2 separate regions of the Mus musculus genome follow, and region 1 is linked to region 2. The links are chromatin loops, found by intact Hi-C in ENCODE. Cell type or tissue: heart. All regions are shown on one strand. Each heading gives the region's core, and the rest is flanking DNA. Links, peaks and the distances in the headings are about the cores only. Region 1 holds the start of Gm36122 (a long non-coding RNA gene). Region 2 has its middle 20 kb from the start of Gm35692.

Region 1 (9,976 bases), core at 860-8,859, 100 kb before region 2:
GACAGGGTAGTCTCCTGACTACCAGCATCCTCCACTCCTTCCCATCTTCTGGGTAGCAAGAGCCCTAACCCTCCCTTTCCCATCCCACTCCCCAGGTCTTATTTTTATAGCCTTTCTGTAAGTGTGAAATGACCTCAAGGCACAGCCAAAAGCTGGAAATAAATCTGAACAGAAATGTTAGTCTCTCTACCCTCTCATCCATCCATAACTCAGGTTCCCTTTGGAGGTCCCAGTTACTGATTTCCTGTATATTCTTCCAAAGATAGCCTAATATATATATATTTACAAACTTTTCTCCCACACAGACAGCCGAGTCTCCACGAGGCTCTGTGTCATTTTTCTCCTGCTTAACCCAGAGGCTCAGAATCGCCTCGTTCTGTTTCTCCACTCCGGTGCATTCCCTCTAACAGAGAGCTGAGCATTCACTCTTGGAGGGGATGTCTCGGGCAGAGCACAGACTTTGGAGGAGGGGGGCTTCTATAGTTTAGATCCCCACTCTGGTATGAGCCAGCTGGTTGACATTCAACCTGTTGCTTAATGTCTCGGTGACTCAGTTTCCTCCTTTATGGGCCTGACGGGAAAGCAAACATTGACCCCAAAGTGTTTTGTGAGGATCCCGTTAGATAACTGGTCCTGAAGGATGCTCTCACCAGGCAGCAGCATGAGTAGCAGGCACTCAATAAACTCGGAGTTACTGCTCCGAGATTATTTTGCCAGACCCCTTCTGAGAAGACCGGCCTGTTCGCAGGCTCTTATTATTATAAACAGTGTGGTAAACAAGCGTCCCCAATCCACATGCCATCTGGTCCTCGTGGGAACGTAGCTGCAGGAAAAGCTACAAAGGCCAAGCTCATTCTGAATTTTGAAGGCAACTGTGAGCTGCCCCACATATGGGTGGTCCTTGCCACACAGTCGACAGCCACGTGTGGGCCTGCTCCATCTGAACACTGACTTTCTTACATTTCTCTGGGCACACAAGCCTATCACTGGGTTCTTGGGAGAAATCACTCGGTCCCTCCCCCTACACCTCCTGACTCCCGTATGTATTCCCACCCTGGGAGGAGCTAACCAGCTGTGAGGACTGGAGTGCTCTACAGCTAGCCAAAATCTTCCAAGAGTTGGCCCTGCCAACGTCTCTCATTCATTCATTCATTCATTCATTCATTCGTCCATCCATTCGTCCATCCATTCTTCAAATGGATAGTCAGCATTCCAGGGCTCAGAACAGGCTTTCAGACTATTTGAGGTTGCCTTTGTCAGGGCCTGTTAGCACATCAAAATTGTTGGCTAAGTCTGATAATACTTCAGATTATGCTTGCTGTCACCCTCTCATTCCTGAGCAGGGGCTTGCAATTCCTATTCACATTTTTAACATTTTAACTCACTTAGGAAAAAAAAAACAAAAAACCTCAGACAATGCCAGGTAGGACTCTATTAGCTTGGATTATGCCAAGCCAGACTGTCCTACCTGGAAGCAGGCAGGCTTCCTGCTATGGTAACCTGTCAAACAACCTCTCTGTTTTCCTTTGTGGACAATCGGTTGATGACTGAGAGAGAGAGAGAGAGAGAGAGAATGCCTTGTCCAAGGTGTTTCAGAAGAAAGACAATGCCTTTTACAAAAGTCATTCCTACTGAGATAATTTTAGTCCACTTCCCTTCAAGTTCCTTCAGTATAACCAGCCGGATAGAGGCATTCGAGCAGGGGGGAGAGAGAGAGCTTGCTATGTCTCTCACTAATTCTGCTTCCTATTCTCTGCACCCTCCCCACCCCCACCCCACAGGCTTGCTCACACTGTTTCCCCACAGGTCCAGGCTAGATGTCTCCTGTGTGCCTCACTCTGCTCGAGGGTGTCACGCCAGGCTTTTTAGGACTTTTGTGGGCTCCCTTGGTTAGCCTGGCATCAAAGCCTTCTGCATCTCCTCCTCTGCCGCTGCCCTTGCATATCTGATAAATGCCAAGGACTTTGTCTACGTGAGATCTGGTCTGGAGATGATCCAGCCTCTCCGACTGGTGGAGGCAGACTCACCCCACCACCAAAAGCCCCCAGGAGGTCAGGTTTAAGGTGAGGGCCAAAGAGGTTTCTTTTTACCTTCTCTGGCTGTTTAGTAAACACGGTTTCCTCTCTAATTAAAAGATCCGCACGAAAGTGTTCACAAGGCGTAAGCACCTCGGTGATTCAGCAGGGATTTTACCAAATGCTTTGGCATCAAGAAGGAGAACTTTGAGGGAGTCCAGCAACCTTTCCCTGATGTCACAAAGGCAGAGACTCTTTTGCCTTCCAGTTCTGGAGGTTAGAGATTAGTGTCACTTGACCCCAGGATGCAATATAAACAGAATCACAGGCATGCCACTTGATTTTATCGATCTTAAAAAAAAAAACTTTTGTTTTTCCTGAATATTTAAAATTATTTCTCATTCCCCCCTCCCCTGTGTGTGTGTGTGTGTGTGTGTGTGTGTGTGTGTGTGTGTGTGTGTGTGTGATGGTGCATGTATACCATGATATTTATGTGGAGGTCAGAGGACAGATTTTGCAGGTTTATTCTCTCCTTCCACTCTGGGTTCTGAGGATCGAACTCAGGTCATTGGATCTGCTCGGCAAGCTCTCTGAGCCGCTGAGTCATCTCAGCAGCCCTGATGAACATTGAAATCCATTCGTGACACGCTCAGTTCATGCATTCTCATCGCTCATAACCTTCCACTGTGGGAATGTGTAGTTACTTTTATATTGTGTGTGTGTGTGTGGTATAAACGTGCATATGTGTTCATGTGTGTTTACATGTGTGGGGGTGGAGCATATGAATATATGTATAGGGAGACCAGAGGTTGATATCAGTGTCTTTCTCAGTACTTCTTCACGTGATTATTTTTTTCATTTATTTATTATTTTTACGCATTTAAGTGTTTTGCCTGCATGTATGGATGTACACCGTACACATGCCCGGTGCCTGCAGAGGCCAGAAAAGGACATCTGATTCTCTGAAGCTGAAATTACAGGTGCTTGTGAGCCACCATGTGGGTGCTAAGAGCTGAATTCAGGGACCTCAGCAAGAGCTCCAGCCCCAGTATATCTTTTTTCCCTCTTCTCTTTTTAAATAAAACTTTTTAAGGGGATGGTGAGGTGGCTCAGCAGTTAAGAGAGTTGAATGCTCCTCTAGAGGACCCAGGTTTGGTTCCTGGCACCACCTCAGTAGCAACTCCCTTCAGGACCACTCGCATTTATGTACTGCATACATACATACACATGCAGGCAAAACAACCACAAACATGAAAGAAAAGCAAAGGAAATATTTTTTTAAAAACTTTAAAAATATATATGTGTATGTATGTGCCTGCATGAGATTATGTGCCCAGGTACATTGAGGGCCAGAGGGCGTCGGATCCTCTGAAACTAGACTTAGCATTTGTGAGTCACCTGATGTGCGGGTGCTGAGAACCAAGCCTGGGTCCTCTGCAAGAGCAGCAAGTGCCCCAATCGCCGAGCAAGTCATTCCAGCCCTCCACACTATTCTCTGCGGGCAGGATCTCACTGAACCTGGAGCTTGCTGATTCTGTTTGATTGGCCAGCAAGCTCCCGTCTCCGCTCTCCTTCAGCCCTGAGATACAGATAAAGACTGGCCACCACGCTCAGCTTACACGTGGGTTCTGGGGATTTGAACTCATGCTGTGAAGCAAGTACTCTACTGACCAAGCCATCTCCCGGAACCCAAGAACACGATTTGTATGTATCCTCCTGGTAACTGCTGGGTTGGTGCCAGCTCCAGGCAACAGTGGATACGTTGTACTTTCTGTGGTGTTGTATGACATTCAAATGAACACGTTTGCATTATAAACTTAAGAATGGAGTCACCGAGTCATAGGGCAGATACTTCCAGGGTTTCTGAGGAGAAGTGGTGTAGCCACGGCCCAAGACTGTAGACAAATGATTTCTCAGTTCCCCACATCCTCACTGTGACCAATATTGGGAGTTTCACTTCGTTTTTTTTGGTGGTTCAAATGCCCTTTGTAAACCACCAGGCCTTCGATCACACCTCTGATGCCGGCTTTCTAAAAACGTACATTGATTGATTGATTGATTGATTGAGAGTCTTCCCATGGAGACCAGGCTAGCCTTGAACTCACAGATACCCTTTTGCTTCTGCCTTCCCTTGAGGTGCTGGGATTAAAGGCTTGGGCCACTACACCTAGATTTTTATGACTTCTTCAGTGTGTATGTATGTGTGTCTGAGTATGTGTATGTGCATCATGTGTGTTAAGATGCCTGTGGAGACCAAAAGGTGTGTTGGATTTCCCGGAACTGGAGTTACAGGCAGTTATGAGCCTCCTGACTGCTAGGTGGGTGACTCTGGGCAGTGACTGCCTCCTGGGTGCTAGGAACTGAACCTTGATCCTTGGTACTCAACCTTCTTAGCCATCTCTCTGCCTTCTACTTCTGATTTTCTAAAGAAAATTTTATTATGTGTGTCTGTGTCTGTGCCTGTGCCTATGTCTGTGTACCTGTGCCTGTCTGTGTCTGTGTCCGTGTCCGTGTCTGTGGAGGGGCTGTGTGGAGGTCAAAGGATAACTTTAGGAAGCTGGTTCTCTCCTTCCGCCATGAGTTCTGGGGAGCTCAAGTCACTCGGCTTATGCAGATGGTAAAATCACTTGCATACATGGAATGGTTAAGTAGATGATGTATATCACATGCAACAGTCAGTGCCATACAGTCCAAGAAACTTCCGCTACCCACAGTTTCCTTGGAGCCATTTGTGGTTGATCTCCACTCCAGCCCCAGCCTCGAGCAACCGACCACCGATGGACCTGCGTCTTCTCTGTGTTTGACCATTTCCAGAAGTTTCGTATTAGCAGTCTCATACGAGGTGTAGTCTGGTGTGGCTGGTGGCTTTCATTTAGTACTCTGGTTTGAAAGTCCTCTGTGTTCTAATATGTAGTAGCAGGTGTCATTTGGGATCCAAGACTAGTATTTGGATGTGTGGGCATATAGCAATGTGCTAGTCCACACTTTTGGTGATTGATGTCTGTATGTGTGTGTGTGTGTGTGTGTGTGTGTGTGTGTTTGTGTGTGTGTGTGTGTGTGTGTGTGCTTGTGCCTGCGTGTGCACTCTTGCACCCTATCAGATGTCTTCCTATTGCTCTTCCCATCTTAGAAACATTTTATTTATCTATTTGGGGAGTGGGGGGTCGGTTCATGCAAGTCAGAGGACAGCGTATGGGACTCAGTTATCTCCTTCTACCATGTCTGGCTTAGGGATTAAATTCATGTCATCAGGCTGGTTTCAAATGCCTTTACCCACTTAGCCACCTTGCTGGCCTTACTGACCTTTTGAGACCGGGTCCCTCAGTGAACTTGGAGTTTGCTGTTTCTGCTAGATTGCCCTCAGGGATCTGCCTGTCTCTGCTCTTGCCCCCAGCACTGGTTATAGATGCATTTGGCTGTGTTTTTCTTTTCCACGAGTGTGGAGGATCCAAACTCAGGCCCTTGTGCCTGCTGAACAGCCTGTTACCCACGGACCTATCTCTCTTATAGCCTGCTTGGGTTTTAATCACAAGGTCATAGTCTATTTTAAAGAGAGATTGCTCCCTTATGGAGTGGCCCATGGCATGGGAAGAAGACAGAAAGAGTGAGAGGCAGGGAGATAGAGACAGAAGGAGGCCGGAAACATGAGCATGAGAGGCAGAGAGTCCAGTGTGTCAGGCAATGCTGGGCCTCTGAGAAACTTGTAGACGATGCTGTTCTCGGCCACCCCCCTCCTTAACCTGTGCACACCCTGGCCAATCAGCTTCCTCTTGTGCTCACTGCTCTGGTTAGTGCCTGGTTCATGGTCACCATCTTGTTAGTTCCTACAATGTTCGCAAAGAGCTTGCCTTGATGGCTTAGTGCAGGGGAGACAGTTGCCTCCAGCACCCACTGCTACGACATTTTGCTGTACCCTCTGGTCTAGTGGTAGAGATAAAAACTTTTGTGTCCTTCCATTGCTTAAGTCTTTAAAAAAATCATTACAGTATGCATTTATTTAGTGTCTATATGTGTAGTAGTAGTAGTAGTTTAGAGGAATAACTTTTGAGAGTCTCTTCTCCTCTTTTACCATGTGGGTCCCAGAGATCAAATTAGGGTTGCCAGCCTTGGTGGCAAATGTCTTTACCTACTGAGCCATCTCCCTAGAGGAATGTCCCTAGTCTTGTTAGAGCATTAGGCACAGAGAGATTGAGAGCACACAGGTACCCCAAACTCAGTTTCTTTGATTAGGTCTCTGCCTGGGAAATAACCCTGGGCCAGGTCAGGGTTGGGGTGGGGATTGCTGGACTTCCATGCCAACCCACATCTGGGAATGCCAAGATGACTGATAAGTTCATCCAGAGCCTGGGGAACTGCGGGCTCATCTCAGCAGGGGCAATGCAGCCGTGGAATCCTATGGTGAGGAAGCCTAAGCAAGAGCCAAGAGCATTGTCCCTTCTCCACTTCCTGCAGCCCCACAGTTCCCAAGACCTTCTGTACCTCTAAAGCCATGCCTGGTTCCCACAGGATTCCAGGAATTCTCTGTGTGTATAAGTGCATGCATAGACGGAGCTTGTGTATAGACTGTGCTAAGGACATACCAGCATGGCTTCCATAGACCTGGACGCGCCTCATTGTCTCCTCATCATACAGATTAGGGCTGAGGGTTTCTGCTTTCCAAGGCAGTGCCCTCACAGTCATATGATGCTGGCCAAGTGTGGAATCCAAGTTCCAGAGTCTGCAGGTATGGGGTGAGGCCTGAGAATTTGCATGTCTAACAATGTCCCCAGATGATGACACTCAGGCCTCTGGTCTGAAGATCACTCTCGGAGTACTGGCACTCCACAGCTTTGCTCTCTGTCCTGTTAGGATTCGACTCTCTGCACAAGCTCCCAGAAAGGGACAAATCAGAGTGGCCTCGATGGTGACAGCAGGAAGCTCTTACTCCCGTGGCCCTGGGCCAAAGGGCAGGAGAAAACTCACCCAGAGGCGAGCAGATACAATGTCCAGTCTCCAGCTTATCACAAAGATCAAAGGATGAAAGCTGGGGAGGGCGCCTCAGCTCAGATTCCAACAAGGGAAGGAGGAAGTGGACCCATGGGAGAAGTCACCAGAACTCTGAAGGGCAGTATCAGTGATTAACCTAATTCTGGGTTTGGGAGTGACAAATACAAAGAAAGAAAGAAAGAAAGAAAGAAAGAAAGAAAGAAAGAAAGAAAGAGAGAGAGAGAGAGAGAGAGAGAGAGAGGAAGAAAGAAAGACAGACAGAAAGAAAGAAAGAAAGAAAGAAAGAAAGAAAGAAAGAAAGAAAGAAAGAAAGAAAGAAAGAAAGGAAGAAAAAGAACCTTTGAAAATGACATAGGTCAGATGACACAGTCAGTGTGGTTTTTTTTTTCTATATGTTCCAGAATGTTCAAATTCTCTCAGCCTTGCAGTCAAGTCAGGCCCAGCTAAGGGCCTTAGGTACTTTTGCTAGGCTAGACTGTCAAGTCAGCCCTAGGAGGCAGGTTCTTTCTTCTGTTTCACAGGGGAGGAAACTGAGGCACAGCATAGAAATGATTGATCCCATTGTTCCAATATTAGTCTTCAAACTGTTTATGTGTATGGATGCTTTGTCTACATGTATGCGTGTGTGCAGGTGTTCATTGAGGCCAGAAGAGACTGTCAGAACCCCGGGAACTGGAGTCACAGAGAGTTGTTAGCTGTGGGTGCTGGAACTAAACCTAGGTCCTCCCAAAAGGACTGGGTGCTGTTAACCGCTGAGCCACCACCCCAGCCCCCAAAACAAGTCTCGGCTTCAGGTCAGACTTTGGACCAAGTGTGAGGCAGGCCCTTCCTTCCTCCCTCCTTCTTTAGCCCCCTCCCTTCTTCTTCCCTTCCCCCTCCCACAGCCCGATGCTTAGCTCAGTCACAGACCTGCCAGGCTAGATGGAAGCTATAGCTACTTCTTGCCTGGGTCAAGAACCTCATACACCCTAGCTCAATGGTTCTCCGCCTCCCTAATACAGAGACCCTTTAGTACAGTTCCCTAAAATTATTTTGTTGCTTCAAACTACAATCTTGAATTTTGCTCCTGTTATGAATTGTAATGTAAATATGTTTTATGATGGTCTTAATCGACCCCTGTGAAAGAGTCATTTGATCTTTCCAAAAGGGTCGAGACCCACAGGTTGAGAACCAATGTCTTAGATTGCTTTACAAGGGGAAGTTTGAGTATCTCCTGTCAGAAATGACCAATTTGGAAACAGTCCTCTTCAGACTTCTCTGAGTGTTAAGTCAAGTAAAGGTGATCTCGCAGGCTAATTTTCCATGACTGTTTTTAAGTCTCCTTCAGCACCTGAAGTGTGTGTTCAAACAGGCCACGTATGTTCCCGAGCGAGCTTACTCAGAGAGATTAGAGGACCGATGGGTTTTAAGGAAGGAAATATCCACCTCTCTCAAGCCATTGCAGATGGTGATGTGAGCAGCCACATTGGAAGGGAAGCCATTAAGAGAGACACAGCTCTGTCCCCTCCTGAGGCTGTTGTTGAGTTCCAGCCAAAGTTCATTGCTTGGTAAAGAATTTAGGCAAGGAGTGAGATAGATCATTGATTAGACAGTAACCTTTTAGGTTTGCAGGGGTGAGGGCTGTGGGTGGTAGAGGTGCGAGTGGATGACGAGGAGGAGGAAGGCAAGGGTGATGTTGTTTGCTTCTATATTTTAGACAGGGTCTCCCAAAGCCCAGGCTGGCCTTTAACTTACTAGGTAGCTGAGGATAACCTTAGGTAACCTTAGGTTTCCTGATCCTTCTGCACATACATCCCAAGTGCTGGTGTGCACCACCCCACCTGGCAGATAGATGCGATAGGACTTTGGTGACCTGGAGACAGCAGACTGTGACAATGCTGATGGGGTCAGTAGTTCGGGAGTGGGGGTGGGGAAGCGGGTGGGGCTAGGAGGTTCAAAGCTGGGCTAGAGTGTGATTGCACTTTGTGACAGGGCTGGGAGGGATAGGGGCTGCCTGTCAGGAGGCTTTCTTTCTGATCTCTCAGCCCTGCCTCCAAAGGTGCCTGCATGATGAGGGCTTTCAGCAAGCCTGCCTCTACTGCCCAGCTGGGAGGTCTTTGCTGGCTGTGTTCTCCTGGGAGGCCTCTCCCCACCACAAACAGATGGGCGCTGATGTCAGCAGCAGGCACCATTGCTGTCAGCACTAATGGGTTACACCCAAGAGCCAATGGAAAGCTGTGTGGCCTCCTCTGGGCCTCACCCCAAAGGGGAGGCTAGGCCAAAGGCCCCTGTTGAGTTCCTGGTGTAAGTGGCAAGTTCGTGGTGACCCAAGGCTCAAACCTGGAGTCTCTATGGTAAAGGAATTGGAAAGCCTTCTCACAGGGTATCGTGTGCAGAGAAAAAAAAGACGCGCCATGGTTTCTACTTCCCAGATGAAGAAACTGAGATCTTTAAGCCCAAGAAAGGCCATGAAGATTGAGTATAGAACTCCTTCAAGAGCACATTTGTTTCTGTGCATGTGCAGAGTGTGACACAGGGGAAACTAGGAATCACCAGACAGATGCAGAAAGGACTGACTCCTGGGGCTGCTGACCACTGTGCATGCACGTGTGCATGCATGTGTGTGCACCTGTGTGAGTATGTGTGTGTTCATGTGTGTATGCATGCAAACATATGTGCAAAAGTGTGTATGCTCATGAGTGTACATGGTGTGCAAGTGCATACACATGTGCAAAAGGGTGTATTGTGTGCAAGTTAGAGAGGTTGTGCATGGTGTGCAAGTGTATGTATATGTGCATGCGTGAGTATGTGAGTGTGTGTGAATGTACATGTGCATGAACGTATGTGTGTGCATGTGTATATTTGGCTCTGAAGCTTTTTCACTCATCTATGAAGCTCCTCCATCATGGGAACCAATGCTGAGCAGCGACTAGAACAGCTCCTTCCAGAGCATGGGATGGGTATAGGTGTGGGGAGGAGGTGAAGACCGAGTGTTC
Region 2 (9,976 bases), core at 631-8,630:
CTGCAGCATGTCGGAGGAGAGCGTACACAGGGTCTTATTTTGTCACCTGAGCTTCCCTGGAATTGACTATGCAAACTTCTCTTGGCCTCAGACTTGCACCAATCCCCCTGCCTCTGACTCTCAGAGTGCTGATCCTGTAGGAGTGAGCCACCACAAAACAGATCCTAACCAGCAATGTTGAATGAAGACAATAGACAACAAGAGAGCCACAGTTAGAACTTGTATCAACGTATAAATTCTAAAACAGATAGTTAACATGAACCCTCATATTCAGAGGAGATATGTGTTTTAAGAGACACTTCAAACATATAGAAGGGAGTCTAGGTCTGGTTTTAGGAGGGGAAGGAACTATAAAAGTGGGGAGGAGAGATGGGGCTGGGGAGATGGCTCAGTGTGTGAAGTTCTCACCACACAAACACGTGGACCGCTGCTGCTTGCCCTTGCCAGCCCCCCCCCCCAGGCTCTCCAATTCACACAGCACCCAGTGACTCTCTGTACCCCCAGACTGCCAGGCTTGCCTAGTTCCCTCTCCCACACCGTCCCTAGTAGAGCCAAACTGTCCCCCAAGTTTGAATCCAACTACCAGGGTTCTCTCCAAACATGGCTACCCCTATCTGGGCATAGCCTAGCCAGTTAGCATAAGACTAGACGCGTGCCTCCCCCAGCCAGAGGCTCAGGCTTCTGTCAGTAAAACCTTACAGGGCAGAGTTTGTTACTTTCAAATCTGAGTGATCAGCTACATTTCCTAATCTATTTGATTTTTATTTTTTAAGTAGGACTACGGTGCAGGATGCTCTAGCTATACGGGGTGGGGTGGGGGCATATGTATATGACTCAAAAGACGGATCAAAGACATGAGCAGTACCTTGGTCTCCCATTGTCTGGATAGGGACATAAACCTGCTAGTATTTCATAGAAGCTGATCTGTGCTGTCAGATACGGGGCCACACATCCTACTTTGTTGCTTAAGGAAATGTGAGGGAGAATGTCCTCACAGCCTTGTTCCTTATAGGAATCCCATATCTTCCTACTGTGGAGATTTCCTAAGTGTTTAACCTGCTCCCTATTCCCAGTGAACAGTCAGATTTCTTTTTCCCATAAGCCAGGAACGTCCTAAGTCCCAGGACTCAGAGTCTGTTGATCTCTTGTCACCCAGGAGCTAGGTTTCTCATACATGCCACGGTTACTGCCTCCTGTTGCTTTTGTTCATTATTTCGGGCACACTGGCCTTGCCTGGAGACCATTGTGCTCCTGTTCCTGTCAGGGGTGGGTCACCAGCAAACAGGGAGGAAGCCCCTGCCTCTCCATTCAAATCATTGATAAAAATCTCAGGCGATATAGGGACTAATGACAGGTCCCCAGGGGGGCCAGCCCTAGAGAATTCCAGCTCTCCATCATTACCTGTCACCAGGGGGCTGATGCAGGAGCCAGTCCCACTACATTATCCTTGACTCTGCTGAGTCCAAACCGCAACTTGCAGCATGGAGGAGAAGGAGGAACACGGTCTGCTGCTGACTCACTATTTGATATTAGTGGCGTCATCTAGAAGGTCTGAAGAGGAAAGCCCTAGCCTCATGGACAGCAAAGCTGGATTCAGCTGCCCATGGCTAGTTGCTGCTCCAAGGCAAATCACCTCCAGGGCAGAGATTTCCTGTGTGCACCAGAAATGATGCCTCAGAGAGGATCCAGTTCATTTTTTCTAAAACTGACCTTGGATCGGACTCTCTCTCTCTCTCTCTCTCTCTCTCTCTCTCTCTCTCTCTCCCTCCCTCCCTCCCCTTCTCTCCCCCCTCCCTCCCCCACCTTGCTTTCTCCTCCATCTGAGACGACTAAGGCAAGAACGTCATTCCGTTCTTTATCCTTGAAATCCCAATCTCTGTTGCATCAGCCACACTGTGGGCTGGACCAGCCATGCACCAGCATTTGGCAAAGACTTTGCCAGATTTTCCACGATCACTTTCAGTGTGGGACCTGAATGAGCTCTCCTGTGCCACCCACTTGGCTGGCCATGACAAGCCATTCATTCCCCCATTGCCCGGTGTCCTGACCCTCTTGGTTTTTCTTAACTTTGAAAGCTCAAAACTACGCCCCCTCCCCTTCCCTGTATAACTGCCTCCCTGGAGGCCCGGATGGCAACTGCTGGGGCTCACATCCCTCAGCACATTGCTCCTAAGACCGATGTCACCCCAACTGCTGCTGCACAGGCAAGGACCCCAGTCAGCTTTTTATCTTAACTACTAATCCCATGTTGTGGTCACAGCTGGGGTATTGCTTTTCTTCTTAAGTGTGTAAAAAAAAAAATAGGAATGGGAACCCTTGAGAGAGCTAGGAGGGGCCCAGATCTCTGACCACCTGCCTAGGTCCTCTCTACAGTCCCACAGGCCACCCCTCTACACAGTGACCTCCACTCCCTTGCCGTCCTGCCTGATCAGCTTCTAGACGGAACTGATAGTAGGAAGAGCTATACCTACCTGGTCAGGAGACGCTCTTCAGTGTGCTTTTTCCTGGGGAATCAGAAGGGTACAGGATGGGCTAGAAAGCCGGGTCTTTGGACAGAGGAAAGTGGGCACCCTCCAACCACAGTATGACCGATCGCACAGAGTGTACAGAGCACATGCAGAGGAGAGGGGAGAGGAGACTGCAGGGGTGGGTGGAACGGCCCACTTTCTCCCAGCCACTCTCCAGGTAGGAGAGCTACATGAGGCCAGAGAGAAGAGTTGAGGCAGTGAGCCAGGCTGGCTGCTTGCATGGCCTAGGCTAGGAGAGACTCAGAGTTATTCCTCTACGCACATGGTTTTCCTAGATCTGTTTTCTGGAAGGAAGTGACAGGTTCCTAGCTTGACTGGACTGTCTCACATATTCTTGCTTCCCATACCTCTCCCCCTGTGGCCTGGACAGACAGCCAGCGCAGCATCCCCACATGGAAGGCCGCTGGGTCTGGCAGACAATCTTGCTGGTCCATGAGTCGCTGTTTGTTTTCTTTAACCCAGCATATAACTGGGCTGTATGAATCAGGACTGCAGTTGGACACTGGGCTGGTCTCCCAGGAAATAAGAGTACTGGGTGGATGAGCTCAGAGGGTGCTGAGCAACGGTAAGAGGGGGCTCCCCACCCAGGGAGGAGAACCCTTGTCCCCTCGTCTGGCTCAGGGAAGCTACTTCGAATCTGCCAGTGGCATAGTTGGGATGGAACCTGACTTGCAGTCTGTGGTTGATAATGGTGACATGCCACCAGCGGCAGTGACTACACTCCAAGACCACATCCCCCCATTACCTGGAGCATGCACTTGCAGTATCAGAGCATGCACTGAGGAGTGCATTGCTAGGGACAATGGTCACCCAGGAACTGGCAGAGAAGGTGAGACCTCAGGGTCCTGCTGCCCTCCCTGGATTTTCTGTGGGTGGCTTTCCAAACTCTCTAGCCTGGTTTCTATGCTAAGGGCATTGAGGACCTGGATCTGTGAGCAATACTCATTCATTTTGTCCGTCAGTCCTTCCCTTCTTCCTTCCTTTCTTCCTTCCTTGGTCCCGCCCTTCCTCCTCTTTGTCCTGACCACTCCCTCATTGACTGACTGTCAAAACATTCACTACACAGATTCTACAGCTCACCCTGGCTTAGGTGGGGAGCAGCCCTACACCTACCCAAGAGCTCTAGAAGATAGGCAGTGCCCTCAGCTGGCAATAGTCTCCACTGGGCAGAGTCTCAGGGCCAAGCCAGGGTGGGTCTAGGTGTCTCCATCTCCAGTCCTGGGAGCTCTGGGCTCAGCTCTTTGCTTACTGCCCATCAGGGAGGTTTTCTGCTCTTTCCCTCTGTCTGTGTTTGGCCTGGGGACAAAGGGCTCGGTGTCCTTCCCTGGGACCTTATCTGCCACTACGTCATTCCTTACCCCCTACTGCTGTCCTGGCTGTCCCTCAAACCATCGGACAGTACAGTCAGCGCAGGGCCTTTGTACACGACATCCTCGCCACTCTGCGTGTTCACTTCCGCGTGCAAGGGTCTCACCCTTTGATGTCCATACTCAAACTGTCCCCTCTCATCGAGGCATCCCCAACCTCCCTATTTAAAACTACATCATTCCCTGTCCCCTTCCTGCCTGTCCCCTGTTCTCTAAATTTTGTTTCCCTGCAACTTTTTTTTTCTTCTTTTCAGAGCTGTGAGTGGAGCCCAGGACATTTGCACATCTCTTCCCATATGCTAAGCAGACGTTCCACTGCACTGTGGTGACCGTGTGGACTGTGTAGTAAGCCTGCCCACATATCCCATATATTGTGCTTGTTTCATTTGATATATGTCCCCCTCCACTCTTGGCATGTCAGTTCTGTGAGATCACAGACTTTTGCCAATCCTCAGTGAACACGTTGACTAGGAAGGGGAATGAGCATTTAGAACCCACTAACATCAGCACCGACACTGAGGAGGACGGCCAGGGGCCAGCACGTCTTAGCAGGAGCTGACCCACAGCCGGAATGTGTGATTACAAGTAATGGTGGTTAGGGATGGGCGAGGGGTCAGTGGGGTTGTGGCCCCTGGTTCAGATCTGTCCCATTCCATTCTGGCTGTAGGGGTGTGTGTGTGTGTGTGTGTGTGTGTGTGTGTGTGTGTGTGTGTGTGTGTGTAAGAGAGAGAGAGAGAGAGAGAGACAGAGACAGAGAGACAGAGAGAGACAGAGAGAGACAGAGACAGAGAGACAGAGAGACAGAGAGACAGAGAGACAGAGAGACAGAGAGACAGAGAGACAGAGAGACAGAGAGACAGAGGAGAATGAAGAGACCCGGGAAGTCTACTCATCTGAGCAATGCGGCTTGAGCCTCCCTACCCGAGCTTCTCAACTTTGGCTTAGGAGAAGCCCTGACCAACACGGAAGGGACACAATGTAGAGAAGGGACTGTACCCCACACAGGCACATGCTATGTGCCAGACAGATTCCACGTGCTGGCTCTTCATCACCGCCCATTTTACAGATGATGGAAATTGAGTCTCAGGTCAGGGCAGTACATTTCACAGACGGTCAAACTGAGGTTTGAGCTGGCTCTCCAGTTTTCCTGCTATAGACATAGAAAGCAAAGTGGAAGAATTTACACCTAGGTCTCTGCCGCCTTGAATTTCTACCTCCTCTAGAGGTGACTGAAAGACCAGCTATGCCTAGCTAGTGAGCCATAGAGCTGGTGTTCTTCAAAGGGGTCTCTGAGGGGATAGTGCTGAGTATCAGGATGTTGTGGGGCAGCTTGGATCCTGTGCAGCTCCAGCCCCGGGGTAAATCCCACACCCATTGGGCATGGCATCCTCAAGGCCTTCTTAGGGGTCAGGGACAGCTCTCCTCAGCTCCCGCTGGCTGGCAGCTCCCTCTGCTGGACCCAGCCCTGAGGAGGAGCTCAGACACTGGGACGCCGCCGCTGCTGTCTGTCTGTCTGCACTTGGAGGCTGACTCTCCTTCCACTATGGGAGTGAGGGAGTCACATGCCGGGCACCTGTCGGGTCTTCAGGTTATCTGTTGAGGAGATCTACACGGAGGATGGATTTGGGGTGATCTGAGCCCCTCCTAGAGAGGTTGAGTACAGAGGGGCTTTGAATGCTGGTGCCCCTCTACCCACTCCAGAGGCAACAGTTATGTCTGCAGATGAGTGCAAGCCAGGCTGGCTCCCCATCAGACTGGAAACTCCCTGTGTCTAAGTTTAAGTGATTCCTTCTTCAGGCCAGGAGCCCCTGAGCTGTAGTCCCGCTCAGCTCCATAGACCAGCAACTGAGCCCCTAGGCTGGCAATCCCACATAACCTCTGGGACAGCCTTGGCCTTGGCCTCCTGGCTCTCACACACCTGTCACTGTCACTTGACACCCCCAAGGCACTGGGAAGCAGGGGTGTGTCCCACCCTGACCTTGGTCGCCCCTGAGGTGATACAGTGGAAAGGACCTGAAGGAGCGGGCCCAGGATGGGACGTGACTGCGCCCCTGAACTTGGGCTGCAGGCTTGATCATAGGGAAAGTGATACCTCAGGGAGGTGGAGTGCCCGGTGACATCAGCGTACGTGACTGTCAGCCCAGTTCTATCTGCCACCACCCCCGCCGCCACCGCAGTGTGCCTGTGGAGTACACTGACCTTCAGAGGCAAGCCCAGAGTGCTATCTGCATGTACCCTTCAAGGACAGGCTTGTCCCCAGGGTGGGGCCCACTCTTTGACTCCCCATCCTCTAAATGAAGACTTTGGGGTCCAAGGAACCCCCTAGCCTCAAGCCCTGTCTTGCCTGGGCTCCTGGATCAGGAGCTAGCCGTGTGCTGGGTGACTCTGCTGCTGGCAGTCCTGCCCCGAGGGGACCGATCGCTCCCTTGGCTCTATTAGACCTTTCTCCTGAGTTCCTGGCAAGCTCCTGGTGATTGGAGGCCAGTGTAGAGGGCACCTGGCACCCCACCCCAGGGCTGCTGACTGAGCTTGCAGGCCTAGATCCCCGAGGGACAGCTAGGACAGGCAAGGCTGGATGACCCAAGGAAGCAAGTTCAACGACTGTGGATAACCATCTCATGCTTCAAAAGTGCCTTCTCAGCCCCCATAGCTGCTAGAGCTCTTTCTTGTGGTCCCTCCGGAGCCCCATCAGAGGGGCACAAAAAGTCAAGCTTAGTAACTATGCTTAGCTTTCGGCCCAGGGAGGACGCGGGAAGCCAGTACCTAGATCTTGTATTTGAACATGATCTTAACCTGTCATTGACTAATCATGAACCCTTGCTAGTGTATACACACTCATATCACTCAACACGATGCAACCTGGGCCTCTGTGGGTATACTCATGTCGTTCAAATGATGCACATGGTAACCAAAACCACCACTAACTGGAGGTCTGTCACTAGTTAGGGAAAAATTAAAGCAGTCAAAACAGCAGGGCACTTAAGAGAGCTATCCAGGAATAAGGAAGACATAGTGAGCCCTGGTAAGCTCCCACACATCCCGGGGGGCACAGTGTGCATTCCTGGGGAAACCAGAAAGAGGCTCTGCTAGACACTCATACCCACTGAGCACACAGGCGATACAGGCCAGGATGTATCGTAATCCACTGGGAGTCTGAACATACTCCCAACCCTCTCACAGATCACCAGGAAGAGAGCATAGGCCTTCTGGGATGGAGGGACTTAAGCACTATATCCAATCAGTTGTTGGCTGATGGGCTAGCTTGGAAGACTCAGAAGAGATTCCTGGGAAGCCAAGCTAAAATACATACATACATACATACATACATACAATAATTCAGAACAGGACATATGAGATGGTTCAACAGGTAAAGGTGCTTGCAGCCGGTGAACCCTGATGACCTGGGTTCAGTCCCTGGGACCCACATGGTAGGACTCTTACAAGTTGTCTTCCTCTGACCTCCACATACATACACAGATTAATCCATTACTTAGTCGATTATTTTTTTAACATTAAAGCAAAGATGCTGAGCAGAGCCACTGGCAGCTTGTCCCTGCAGGGAAAACCGTCTACTGAATAAGCCCGGCAAGCCACCAGGCAGCTGGCTGGGCCACCGACACCCAAACACTCGGTGAAGACAGTCCTGGAAAACTGTGGTCCACAGTGATAAGTCAGAATGCAGAGTTGCTGCGAGTTGCCTACATGTTACCCAGTTTTCAACAAAATCTTCCAAGAAATGCAAACCAGAAGGGGAAATGAGATCCACTCAGAACTATCAACAGAAGCCACATCTGAGGTGCCCATGAATTGATGATGTCGGGAAAGCCACTGTTACAAATGGCTTCTCTTTTGCTTTTTGTCTTGTCTTGTCTTGTCTTGTCTTGTCTTGTCTTGTCTTGCCTTGCCTTGTCTTGTCTTGTCTTGTCTTGCCTTGCCTTGTCTTGTTTTGTGACAGGGTCTTTCTACAGAAGTCTAGGCTAGCTTAGAACTACCTATGTAGCCAGGCTAGCTTCGGACTTAACAATCCTCCCGCCTTAGCTTCCCAAGGCTAGTTACACAGTCGTGTGCCATCTTGTCCACTTATAAATGTCATGAGAAAAAGTATGGGAAGCCATGCATAAAGGATTACAGAGGGTCCGGAGATGACTCAGAAGAAGAGAGAGCTTAGTTCTCAGCACCCACACAACTAACAGCCATGCAAGTGCGGGGATCTGGTGCCCTCTGCTGGCCTCTATGAACACTGCAGACACATGGTACACTTAGACATGCAGGTAAAACACTCATACACATAAACTAAAAATATTTTTTTAAAATTTACTTTTATTTCATGTGCATTGGTGTTTTGCCTACATGTATGTCTGTGTGAGGGTGGCTGGTCTCCTGGAACTGGAGTAGCAGATGGTTGTGAGCTGCCATGTGGGTGCTGGGATTTGCACCCAAGTCCTTCGGAAGATTAATTATTGAGCCATCTCTCCAGTCCCTAAAATACTTTTTAAAGAAAAGAATTAAAGACCCATCCAGGCAGTTGTGGCGCACGCCTTTAATCCCAGCACTTGGGAGGCAGAGGCAGGTGGATTTCTGAGTTCGAGGCCATCCTGGTCTACAGAGTGAGTTCCAGGACAGCCAGGGCTACACAGAGAAACCCTGTCTTGAAAACACCAAGAGAAAAAAAAAAGAATTAAAGACCAAATGCTTACAGCATAAAGAATAACACTAGAGAAACAAAAGCAAGTGGGGAAGGAACGGGTTGATTTCACTCACGGTTCTCTATAACGTTCATCATCCAAAGCAATGAGAGCAGAAACTCAAGCAGGGCAGGAACCTGTAGGCAGGAGCTGATGCAGAGGCCATAGAGGGACGCTGCTTACTGGCTTGCTCCTCATGGCTCTCTCAGCCTGCTTTCTGATAGAACTCAGAACCACCAGCCCAGAGACGGCACCACCCACAATGGGCTGTGTCCTCCCCAGTCAGTCACTAACTAAGAATATGCCCTACAGGCTTGTCTATAGCCTGATCTCATGGAGGCATTTTTCTCAATGGAGGTTCCCTCCTTTTGGATGACTCTAGTTTGTCCATGTGACATCAAACTAGCCAGCCTCCTAACGTGTAATAACTTGTCATAGAACTAACATGTAATAGAACTAACTTAATAGAAGTTTCCAGAAGAAGAAGAAAGAGAGAAAGGGATAGGGAGGGAAATGTTTCAAGAAATAATCATCAAAATAGTCCCAAATCTGATGGGCAGTTATCCATCCAAATGATGTCCAGGTAGACAGCAGAGTAAAACTGTTAGAACGCAGCACAGACGAAACCTTGAAAGCTGCAAAAGAGAAACAGCACGTCCCAACAAGGGAGGCATAGTCAGGGAGGCGTAGGCAGGGAAGCCTGCCAGGTCTGGGTTGCAGGCCTACAAACACAGCTACCGGGAGACCTAGGCCAGCAAAGCACAAGGTCCAAGACCTGTCTGGGCTGCAGGGGTGAAGGGCATTGAAGCTTCTTAGTAGAGGCTATCTCAAAATAAAAACTCTTACAAGCCTACATGGTAGACCCCATGTGAAAGGGTTTAGGTTCCAGGTCCAGGGACTGGGCACATATTGAGGTTGTGTGGAGGAGCCAACAGCTGACATCTCATGAGACACAGTGGAGACCAGAAGGACGTGGTCACAAAACAAGTGCCAATAAATTGAAAAGATTAAAAAATCATACCAGTTATGGTCTTCAATGAAATTAAATTAGAAATAGACAAAAAAAAAGTCCAGGAAACCCATAAATATTTGAATAACTCACTTCTGAATAACTCATGGGTCAGGAAAAAAAAAGTCATGGGGTGAATATCAAAGTACTGGGAACTAATGGACAGAAAAGAGCCACCTCTCAAAATGACCAAGACCTGCAGGACAATTTCAGAAGCTGTTCGTATTCTGTTCTAATCTCAAGTCAAAGTTTGTTGAACAATTACTTTTTAAACTCAAGTCAGCAATTCAAACAGCATGGGTGTGTATGGGTGTTTTGTCTGCATGTAAGCCTGGGCACCGTGTGTGCAGTGCCCACTGGAGGCAGAGGAGGCTGTAGGACCCCCTC

Evidence for each region. Hi-C counts contacts between places; a loop is a spot of excess contacts. Peaks named below come from ENCODE experiments on the same cell type or tissue, not always from the same donor. Only the 100,000 strongest peaks of a DNase experiment are listed, where the experiment ranks them.
Region 1: it touches region 2 in a loop (2.6-fold over the local background); 3 of 42 quality-filtered maps call a loop at or near these places.

What each region holds. Positions count from the first base shown.
Region 1 is chr17:45,947,689-45,957,664 of GRCm38, reverse strand. It overlaps Gm36122 (a long non-coding RNA gene), which reads left to right and starts at 8,833. Exons shown (of 4, transcript XR_876841.1): 1 at 8,833-8,886. In heart, for the core only: no CTCF peak of the experiment used is centred there; no DNase peak of the experiment used is centred there; H3K27ac peaks cover 374 bases.
Region 2 is chr17:45,844,155-45,854,130 of GRCm38, reverse strand. No RefSeq gene overlaps it. Among named protein-coding and RNA genes, the nearest start is that of Gm35692, 20 kb to the right of the region's middle. In heart, for the core only: CTCF peaks have their summits at 3,674 (motif pointing left), 5,342 (motif pointing left) and 8,128 (motif pointing left); DNase peaks (open chromatin) are centred at 3,770, 5,350, 6,050 and 6,350; H3K27ac peaks cover 1,920 bases; H3K27me3 peaks cover 2,366 bases.